Regions from separate parts of the Mus musculus genome. Here region 1 is linked to region 2. Evidence: chromatin contacts called from ENCODE Hi-C data. All regions are on one chromosome and are shown on one strand. Each heading gives the region's core, a stretch centred on a gene start or an enhancer-like site at or near the end of the contact. The rest is flanking DNA. Distances are from core to core; before and after follow the strand shown.

What was found. Hi-C counts contacts between places; a loop is a spot of excess contacts on that map.
Region 1: a loop to region 2 is called in a map of T-helper 1 cell, with 16 times the contacts of the local background. The contact joins the enhancer-like site here to the promoter of Rubcnl in region 2. A Hi-C loop is called at or near these places in 2 of 37 maps with a recorded cell type or tissue (T-helper 1 cell and T-helper 17 cell).

Annotation. Positions count from the first base shown.
Region 1 is chr14:103,398,443-103,403,509 of GRCm38, forward strand. No RefSeq gene overlaps it. Among named protein-coding and RNA genes, the nearest start is that of Gm34758, 54 kb to the left of the region's middle. Within about 2 kb of position 1,551, at least 1 of the 3 ENCODE cell types and tissues checked has a DNase peak (open chromatin) inside an H3K27ac peak, as active enhancers do.
Region 2 is chr14:75,012,826-75,018,047 of GRCm38, forward strand. Rubcnl (RUN and cysteine rich domain containing beclin 1 interacting protein like) reads left to right here and starts at 3,202. Exons shown (of 14, transcript NM_198642.2): 1 at 3,202-3,341.

The sequences.
Region 1 (5,067 bases), core at 301-2,800, about 28 Mb after region 2:
AGCTTAAATTTTTTTTTAAAAGACAAGCTGAAAATTACAATCTCACAGAATTCTTCAGGACAATGGATAAATATTGACTGCATAATAGATAAAGCTGAGCATCATATGGTCATCAGTGAGAAGGGATACCATGATAGAACAGCATTACTCTCTCTGATCCAACAGTATCTATTTAGTACTAATAGAGGGAAACATAGAAAATGATAGCAGGAGCTTAATATGATATGAGTGGAAAGATCCTAATGGACAGATTGAGCATTTAATGGAAACTCCCAAGAGATGTAATGTTATTGCAATTCCAGCATGTAATCAGGGGACAAACAGCATAGGAGGAGAAAGAAATGTGTTTTCAATAGTCTAAACAACCCTGCATGTGTCAATCCCTGTTGAGAACATGTCATCTAAAAATACATTAAAAACCAGTATGTATAGGTACATTCTTAGGGAAGGAATACCTGAAAACAGAATGAAATTATGAAAACGATGTTTTATTTTTATTTTTCTTGCTGATGTGAGAGTGTGCACTCTACAAATTGCCCAAGGAAGCTAATATTTCTATTATTCTCATTGCTTACTTCAATATCATTAAAATGTTTTATTATTGTATAATGATATTATAATTATTCATAAGACAACACAGTGTCCCCAGGCATTCATTAGCATGTCAGGAATATTAGAAAAGCATAGACACATTGGTAGCTGTTTATACTAAAAACGTACTAAATCAATTTATACCAACTTAACTGTCTCTGGGTTTTGACGGTTGAAATACATTTTTTATAGCATCTCTGAGCTTGGCTAAGAAGATTGAAAGAAAATAAACAAAGTCTATTAATGCTCTCTCACCTAAATTGCTTCTCCAATCAATACTGATTTGCAAAATAATAGGCTGTCTCTCTTTATTAGACGTACAATATAATTTTGATATTTTCATTTTTGTGGGGGTTAACATACAAGGCCAACGTTTCATCACAGCATCTTCAAACACAAGCCATTACAATTTGCTCACGTTTATTCTCCTTCCTGTTAAGTTTTCTACTATATTTAATTTTCACTTACTTTGTGGCAATTTTGAAGGTGTGCAGTGAGCCAAAATACCTCATGATCTCCCCCAGAGTCCTCTTAATGAAGTATGAGTATAAGAACCGGGGATACAATATGCAGCTATTTCTAGCTTTTGTTAGCCAAAACAGCCTTCACTTTCAGTGGAGGGAAAAATGAAGACTGAGTATGTAGCATCCATGGGTCAGAATTATGTGCTTATATAATTTAGATTTCTAGAATCCAGCTTTATTTATCCAGATCTATGTTATGCTCTGTGTTGAACAAATGCAGCCAAAGCATTTAGGATTTAAACCAGGCTTCTCAAGGAGAGCTAAGTGTGGAGACATAGAGTATGTTAACAGAATTGACGGTTATTGTGAAAGATCAAAAAATAGTTGAGAGAAGGACCTCCCTGAGAACACACATAGGACCTGAACTGCTCTTGTTAAGTGCTTTGGTCATCCTTTAGGACACATCTAGGCGAGTGATATGAATACTTGATTGTTTCATAAATATACGCACCAGCAAATCCTCTTGGTCCTGTGATTCTCACAGACAGACTAGAAATAGCATTTTAAATAGTCTGTCACCAAGGCAATGAGTCAACCAGGAAACCATCTTGTAGATGTACAGAAAAAAAAAGTCTTATGTGCAAATATAGCCTTCATCTTTGGCAAAAATAAATTAACATGAGGGATAAGGTGGGCCTTAGTGTGGCTTAGGGTATACATTATTTGTGGTCTCTCAAATGTTTATGTGACTAAAAGACTCCATTCCAGGGTTGGAAGGTAATGAGCCTTTAAAAAGTGGGGTCACCTTAGTGTGGAGGTTAGTTTTTGTGGGACCCCTTGGTTGTTACTGTGTGAGCCCTTTGGATCCTGTGAAGGGTCATTGTAAAAGAAGCGAGCATGCTCCCTTGATCATCCTGTCTCCTTCCTGGATGGCGATATGATTATTGACTGACACGTGCTTGCACCAGCTAGTGCAGCCAAAGGCTTGGCCCAAGGTCTACGCTGTTTAGATTTCAAATCTTTAAACCATAAACTAGATAAGCCTTTTTTCTCATAACCATCTTGTGTCAGATGGTTCATAATTGTAATAAGGAGCTAATACAGGTCTAGTGAGGAAATTTGCTGTGTGGTATTGCATTTCCTTCTTAGTTTGTACTGTTTATATTTTATGCTTGATCTCTTTTGGGTCAGAGTTCCCATGATATCCACAAATCAAAATCACATGGTCTCAAACTTCTTCCCTAGGTATAAAGTAGAGTCATGAAATTCAAAATTATTATTTCTGAAAAGGCAGAATTGCAACCATGTCTGGTAATTATATTCATGAAATAATCACATTGTAAACATATCATCAATGCTTGCTGAATCATATCCATGACAGGATAGCACAGTGTTGACATGAAGATAATGTTAAACTATGGATTTCTCAAGGAAGAAAACACTGTTTTTTGATTTGTTTTGTTTTTAATTTTCAAGAATCTGTATCGTGTATTCAATGCTGAATTGGAGCTTGCTATATTCCTGGCAATGACCTTGATCTAATTTCACTATAGGAATTGTGCTAGCTGATTTTGTGTGTCAACTTGACATAAGCTGGAGTTATCAAAGAGATAGGAGTCTCCCTTGAGGAAATGCCTCCATGAGATCTGGCTGTAAGGCATTTTCTCAATTAGTGATCAAGAGTGAGAGGGCCCATTGTGGATGGTGCCATCCCTGGGCTGATAGTCCTGCGTTCTATAAGAAAGCCATTGAGCAAGTCAAGTGAAGTAAGCCAGAAAACAGCATTCCTCCATGACTTCTGCGTCCATCCTGCCTCCAAGTTCCTACCTTGTATGAGTTCCTGTCCTAACTTCCTTTGGTGATGAACAGCAATGAGGAAGTATAAGCTGAATAAACCCTTTCCTCCCCAATTTGCTTCATATGTCTTAATGTTTTGTACAGGAATAGAAACTCTGACTAAGACAGGGTTGCCCCATCACTGGCTTTATCCCATGCTCGGTGTAGATCCTAAGGGCTTCATGCATGCTAAGCAAACATTCTACCAAATGAGCTATGTCCCCAGCCCTTAATGACATTTTTGTATACAGTATACATAGTAAGCTTGACATAGGAAAAGAGAAGAGCCTATATTTGTGAGATTGAAGTGTAATGTCCTATCTTTAAGCCAATGGACTATTACTTTTTAATTACATTTTTAAAACACATTCACTTTACATCCTGCCCACTGCCCCTCTCCCAGTCACCCCGTCTCCCATCTTAGAATGCTAGGTAGCTCACATCTTGTTAATGCCCTCAGAAGTCAGCACTGTGGTAAAGCCTGCTGTTTTGCATCGTGGTCTGTTCTATTTAGATAAGATTTCACACAGTGGACTCCTGTACCAGAATCTCTTTGCAGGTCAAGTAGAGTTTATCTTGAATGCTTGGGACCAAATGTTTTGGGATTTGGTATTAAAATTTTTCTACTGTTTTGATACACATTATAAGATATTTGGGGATTTATTGAAGCCTACACAAAATCCACTCATCTTTGTTTAACACAAACCTCCTACATTATGCATAAAGATAATTTCCCAGAATGCACCAGGCTGATGCACATATGAACTCACAGAGACTCTGCACAAATTGAAGCCAGACACAATCCCAAGGCAGAGAAGGGGAAGTGAACCCAGTCCCACTGTAACTGAGAAGATAGTTGCCGTAGACGTAGACAGCAGCTGGGAAGGGAAATTGGTTTTCTCCAATGTAGGGACAATGGGTGTCTCAGCCACACTCCAGGGCAGACCTCATGTGCAGGAGTAGCTTGCCAGCACAAAACAGGCTTAATGGTCTTTGATGACCTGTTTTGTTGTTGTTGTTGTTTTTATGGCTAGTGTTGTGGTTCTTGGTTTTTTGGGGGGGGTGGGGGGGGGGTAAAAGAGGGAAGGAGGAGTGGGAGTGGAAGGGAGAGGAAGAGGAGAGGGAAAAGAGGAAGTGAGGTAGGGAGGTGAGGAAGATCTGGGAGAACTTGGGTGGAAGGGACAGAGTATAATCAAAATATATTTTAGGAAAAATTTAAAAATGTAAAAAGAGTGTGAGGTGCAGATCTATGCAGGTGTCACTTTGGGGATCTCTGTTCTGCCCTAGTCATTGGCTTGCTCATCTTCACATCAAAAGCACCCTGTTGCCCATTATGTAAAATGTCCCTTGCTTCTACTCTCTACTCAATAGGCCGTTTTGAGTCCTATACTCCCCTAAGTATGTGACTGTAATTAAGGATAACTGCCAACTAGGTTTTAGGGTAAGGTTTTTGTGGTTTGTTTTTGTTTTTGTTTCTGTTTTTGCTTTTGTTTTGTTTTTTTTTAGCATAGTTAAGGACCCTATTGGAATCAAAGCTGTATGTCTTGCCAATACTCAAATATGGCTGCCTGATTGCTGGCTGGGCTGTCATTAGTCAATATGCATGACTAAACAAAGCCTCTTGGGAAGCTACTCATACTTAGGAGGAGAGTCAGGACAGAAAGCTCACCCTAACAGATGCAGGAGAGGGAGCACTGATTTTTATCAGAGCACCCCATTACCTTTTCTGTTCTGGTCCAGGTCTCACAGTGGAAGATAAAGTATCCCCAGATTTTCTCATCTCTTGAAGATGTGTGGACACTAAGAATCTCTATTTTGGTCTCTAGGCACAGAGCAAAGAAGCAAGAAGCAGTCTCTTTTTTTGGAAGGCACAGCATGACTTCAGCACACTGAAGTTTCTCCAAAGCTTCGCTGTTAACATTGTGGGAATTCAGCACTTTCCTGCAGATCAAAGTCCATGTGACTTCTCCCGTGCAGGGAGTACAAGCAAAATAGATTTGCTTCTGTGGACGCCCAAGGAGAACTGGGAAGACTTTTGAGAGAACCTGGAGCATTGGGAAATTGTAATTTGGGAGTGGGGGGAATACAGCACAGCAGAAATATAGGCTGTTACTATCAATATGCCTTAGTCCTACATGGATGATAATTGTGAAACATAGGCAACAGATTCTGATGA
Region 2 (5,222 bases), core at 1,952-4,451:
CCAGTACAATTGACCCCTTGTCAACTTGACACACAAACACATCACTAGTAAGCCTCAACCCTTAATTTCTTATTCATCCCCAAGATCTAAACAACTTTAAAACTCCCACAGTCTTTACATATTAAAAGTCAATCCCTTTAAAATGTCTAATATTTTTTAAAATCCAAAGTCTTTTTACAATTAAAAGTCTCTTAACTGTGGAATCCACTAAAATATTTTCTTCCTTCAAGAGGGAAAAATATCAGAGCACAGTTACAATCAAAAGCAAAAATTAAACTCCAACTGTACAATGTCTGGGATCCAACTCACGATCTTCTGGGCTCCTCCAAGGGCTTAGGTCACTTCTCCAGCCATGCCCTTTGTAGCACATGGCTTGTCTTCTAGGCTCCAGCTGCCTGTACTCCACTGCTGCTGCTATTCTTGGTGGTCTTCTCATGATACTGGCATCTCTGAAATGCTGCTGTCTTCCACTGTAACTTGGCTTCAACAACAGCCTCTCATAGGCTCTATTCATGGTCCCAAGCCTCAAATCCTTTGCATGATCCCTTCAGTCCTGGGCCATCATTTGCAACTGAGGCCGCACCTTCACCAATGGCCTTCCACGGCCTCTCACAGTGCTGAGCCTCAGCTGCTCTGCGTGACCCCTTCATGCCTTCAAAACCAGTACCACCTGGGTGACTCTTACACATTACCAAGTCCAGCCACAGCACAAGGTAACAACTTTGGCTATCTCTGGAACACAGCCTCTATGCTCTCAGAAAACACATCCAAGAAGACGTCACCTCAGTGATGCTGATCTCTTCTTAATCACCGCTAATTTCTTAGCTCCAGCTAACCAGTATCAATAGTCCCAGTAATGCCAAGGTTTTGCTTTAGTAGTTCTGGTATCTTGTTAATCATAGCTGATTCTTCAGCCCCAACTAGCCAGAACCACAGAATCTTCACAATCCAAAATAAGTATGGCCCTGAAAAGAGTCTTTAATGTTCCCTCTGAAATTTCACAAGCCAGGCCTCCAACGTCTGCACTGTTTTCAACATTTTCTTCCAACCTCCTACACAATGTCTGACAGAGCACTTAACACCGAATGGATCTTCTAGCCCAAAGTTCCAAAGTCCTTCCACAGTCCTCTCCAAAACATGGTCATGTTGTCACAGGAATACCCCACTATGCTGGTACCAATTTGTCTTAGTCAGGGTTTCTATTCCTGCACAAACATCATGACCAAGAAGCAAGTTGGGGAGGAAAGGGTTTATTCGGCTTACATTTCCATACTGCTGTTGATCACCAAAGGATGCAGGACTGGAACTCAAGCAGGTCAGAAAGCAGGAGCTGATGCAGAGGCCATGGAGGGATGTTTTTTACTGGCTTGCTCAGCCTGCTCTCTTATAGAACCAAGATTACCAGCCCAGAGATGGTCCCACCCACAAGGGGCCTTTCCCCCTTGATCACTAATTGAGAAAATGCCTTACAGTTGGATCTCGTGGAGGCATTTCCTCAACTGAAGCTCCTTTTTCTGTGATAACTCCAGCTGTGTCAAGTTGACACAAAACTAGCCAGTACAGATGGATTTCAATCGTGGGAGGTCAGAATGGCAGGTTCCATCCATCTGTTGGAGTGGGTGGTGGAGGCAAAGTCTTGTTCACATAGGAGCAGAGCAGGAAGCAGAAAGTTGTGGGATTGGGGCTGGGCTATAAACATGAAAGTCCCACTTTTAGTGACCTACTTCCACCAGCTCAGCTCTACTCCTAAAGGTTCCAGGGTCTCCCAAAATATCACCAGCTATTGGGGAACAATCTTAAAAACAAACAAACAAAACCTGTAGGGGACATCTCAGATTCAAACTTTCAGATTTCTTTATTATTTACTATATATAAGGAAGCCCAGTTCATATACTGTAGCTGTCTTCAGACACACCAGAAGAGGACATCAGATCTCATTACAGATGGCTGTGAGCCACCATGTGGTTGTGGGATTCGAACTCAGGACCTCTGAAAGAGCAGTCAGTGCTTTTAACTGATGAGCCATCTCTCCAGGCCCCAGATTCAAACTTTAATGTGCTCAGCATGACATTCACTGTAAGATTCTTTCTCCATGTCCTGTGCTCTGATTTCTCTCCTTTTAGATATTCCTGAATCAAGTTTCTCACATAGTCCCCTTTTCATAATTTGTCGGCTTATTTGATGCTTCATAGAAATTGGATATAAGGGCTGTCGAGAAGGTCCTGAGTTCAAATCCCAACAACCACATGGTGGCTCACAACCATCCGTAATGAGATCTGACACCCTCTTATGGAGTATCTGAGGATAGCTACAGTGTACTTATATATAATAAATAAATAAATCTTAAAAAAAAAGAAAGAAATTGGATATAAGATCTCCTGCCAGATACACCTACCTTAACAAGTCTGACTGTGCTATCTAGCTATGGGACCTCAGATGAGTTATACAACACTGTAAGCCACATATCCCTTAGCTTTGAAACAGATGATTTGTTTCCATCAGGGGTGGCTTCAAGGATACTTAAACAGAAAAGGAAGCAAGCTCAGCAGCCGAGCAACAGCATTAGCACTAACTTGCACTGTTTGTCTATTAACTTGTCTTGAAATAGTCTTGCCATGTAGCTTTTGTTGGCATCAAAGTTTCAATCCTTCTGCTTCCACACCAGCTCCTCTTTCTGACCTTTTAATGTCAGGTTTTCCCAGAGGGTGGTCAGATAACTCAGGATCTTTCCAGGTCTAACCCAGTGTAACCCCCAAGTAAACCGGCCACACGGGAAGGGGAAGACAATGATGGACAGCTAGTATTCAGCTGACTTTGTCTTATTGTTTTCTAACTTACTCCGAAGAGGCAACAACTAGTTAAGTTTAAACCATCCAAACTAGGATGCCCCAGGGACTGAAGGTGTTTCAGAGATGTTAAACAAATAATCCAAAATATCATTGTATTTGCTCCACGACCTGGACAAGTCAATGAACAAAACCAAGGGACCGTCAAAAGCGATGGAAGTAGGTTTTGAGAACGGAGCCCTGTAGGCGAAGCAGGGATCCATTTCCCAATTTTAGCAGAGATGACTTGGGATGCTGGAGCTGTGTGCAGGATTAAGAGTCCCAGTTCTTTCCCCAAAGAGCACCGTGCGCCACCTAGAGGAGCTGAGGGCAGTTGCACGTTCGAAGTCGAGAGAACTTCGGTTTCTATTGGTGAAAACTTTCTGTATTCGTTGGCAGCTTCTCTCTGCACCATCAGAACCTCGGAGCTGTTGGCACACGGAGGAGGTGATCCGAACCTGTCGCTGCCACGGGGCAAGGTGGCTATTTGGTGGATAAAACGGCCAGGAGGCGTAGGTAAGTCGCGGTCCCCGCGAGGTTCTCTGACTTGAGCTCCTACACATCCGAGTTGGGAGGTGGGGGGAGCCGCAGCTTGGGAGTTGGGGGCGGGGAGCTCATTTGTGCCAAGTTTGTTTTTCGTGTTTATTACACCCAGGGTTGGCGGGTCGGTGGCGTCCGAGGGCAGAGTGTGTCCGTGAGGCGTGGGTCTAAAGGCGCCCACTCGGGAGCGCGTCCCCGTGTCTCCGCGTTCTCGCAGTCTCAGGCTTCGCTTTCCCCGAGCTTTTCAGATCACGAGTGTCGCGGGCGGAGGGAAGCAAAGATAACTGGCGTCCCCGCAGCGTCCTGGCTGCATCCCTGTCCTAGCTGCCTGTCCTCAAGGCAGTGACCCCTGAAGGTGTCCTGAAGCAGCGCTGGCGAGCCCTACTGGCCTGCCTGCAGGAAGCAAGGCACAGTGCAGATGAGAAGCCCTGGGCTAGGGAGAGATGACTTAGGGTGACCCATGTTCCTGGAGGCGCTCAGGACAGTGTCATGGTTGCTTGGGAGCTGTGGGAAGTTGTCTCTGGAGAGAAGAGGACTTTTGCGGTGTGACTTTACAAAACAAGGGCCAGGAGAGGTAGCCAGGCATCCTCATTGCGGCAGGACAGAGACGAACCCAGGCGGTCCCCTGGCTCTTCTCAGTTCCTCAAAGGCATGAACCTTGAGAACCCCATCCTCATATCCAACTGCCCTGGACTTGTCAAGGTAGCTGAAAAACGTTTCGCCAATGTAAGCAAGCACACTCCACCTGAAGTCCGTCTACCTGCTGACCTGGAATTGAAGCAATTCCCTGACCCGGTGAGGGATTTGCCCGTGGAAGAGAGAATGCTTGAAAAGGGATATTACTCTAAATGAGAACGAAGGCTCAGAAAACAAAATCAAACAAACCAAAACCAAGCAAACAAAACAATATACCTCCCCATGTATTCTGGAGGTGCCCCTATGGCAAGTTACACTGCCAAGTGCTAGATCTTCAGTTGAAGTTGTGGTTCGAGAGAGCAAAGGTTTGGGGCCCAGTTAGTAAACTTGGGATTTCTTAGACAAGTCCCAAGTCCAAATAGTCGTCAAGGCACCTCCATGACCCCAGTTCCCTTGGTGAGAGGGGAGAACACAGGTTCCGTTCCCCTGAGAGTTAGAAAGATTAATGAACTGAAGGGACAGAGGTATCCTGGGAAAGCCTTACGTGTGGCCTTTACAAGAAAGTGACCAGCACTGTGGCCACAGCTCCTGTCTGCAGTGGCCAGCAGATGCTCCATGCAAGCTTGGTCTTTTCATAATTCCGTGTGGCAAGGGTCAAAGCACGTCTGTTTCTTCATTCCCCCCACCCCCAGCTCTCAGTTCCTCTTTGCCGTGCCACCTGACCCTGCTCCTCAAAATCTTTTATTATTAGATAATAGGAACTGTGTTGCCTGCAGTGGTGGTGCACACCTTTAATCCCAGCACTTGGGAGGCAGAGGCAGGCGGATTTCTGAGTTCGAGGCCAGCCTGGTCTACAACGTGAGTTCCAGGACAGCCAGGGCTATGCAGAGAAACCCTGTATCAAAAAAAAAAAAAAAAAAAAAAAAAAAAAAAAAAAAAAACCGACAATAACAACAAAAAGGAACTGTGTCTTCTCATTCATTTCTTCAGAATCTGTATAGAGTTGAGGAAGGGGTACGAGGAACGTTGATGGAATTTGAGTTTTACAGAACGAAGGCTTAGACACGATGAGTTTCGTTCTGTAATCTTGCATGATTTTAAAATTAGATTTATTTTATTTTATGTATTCGTGTTTTGTCTGCATGTATGTCTGTGTACCATGTGTGTGTCTGGTGCCTAAGGAGATCACAAGAAGGCCTCAGATCCTCCAGCGATAGATGA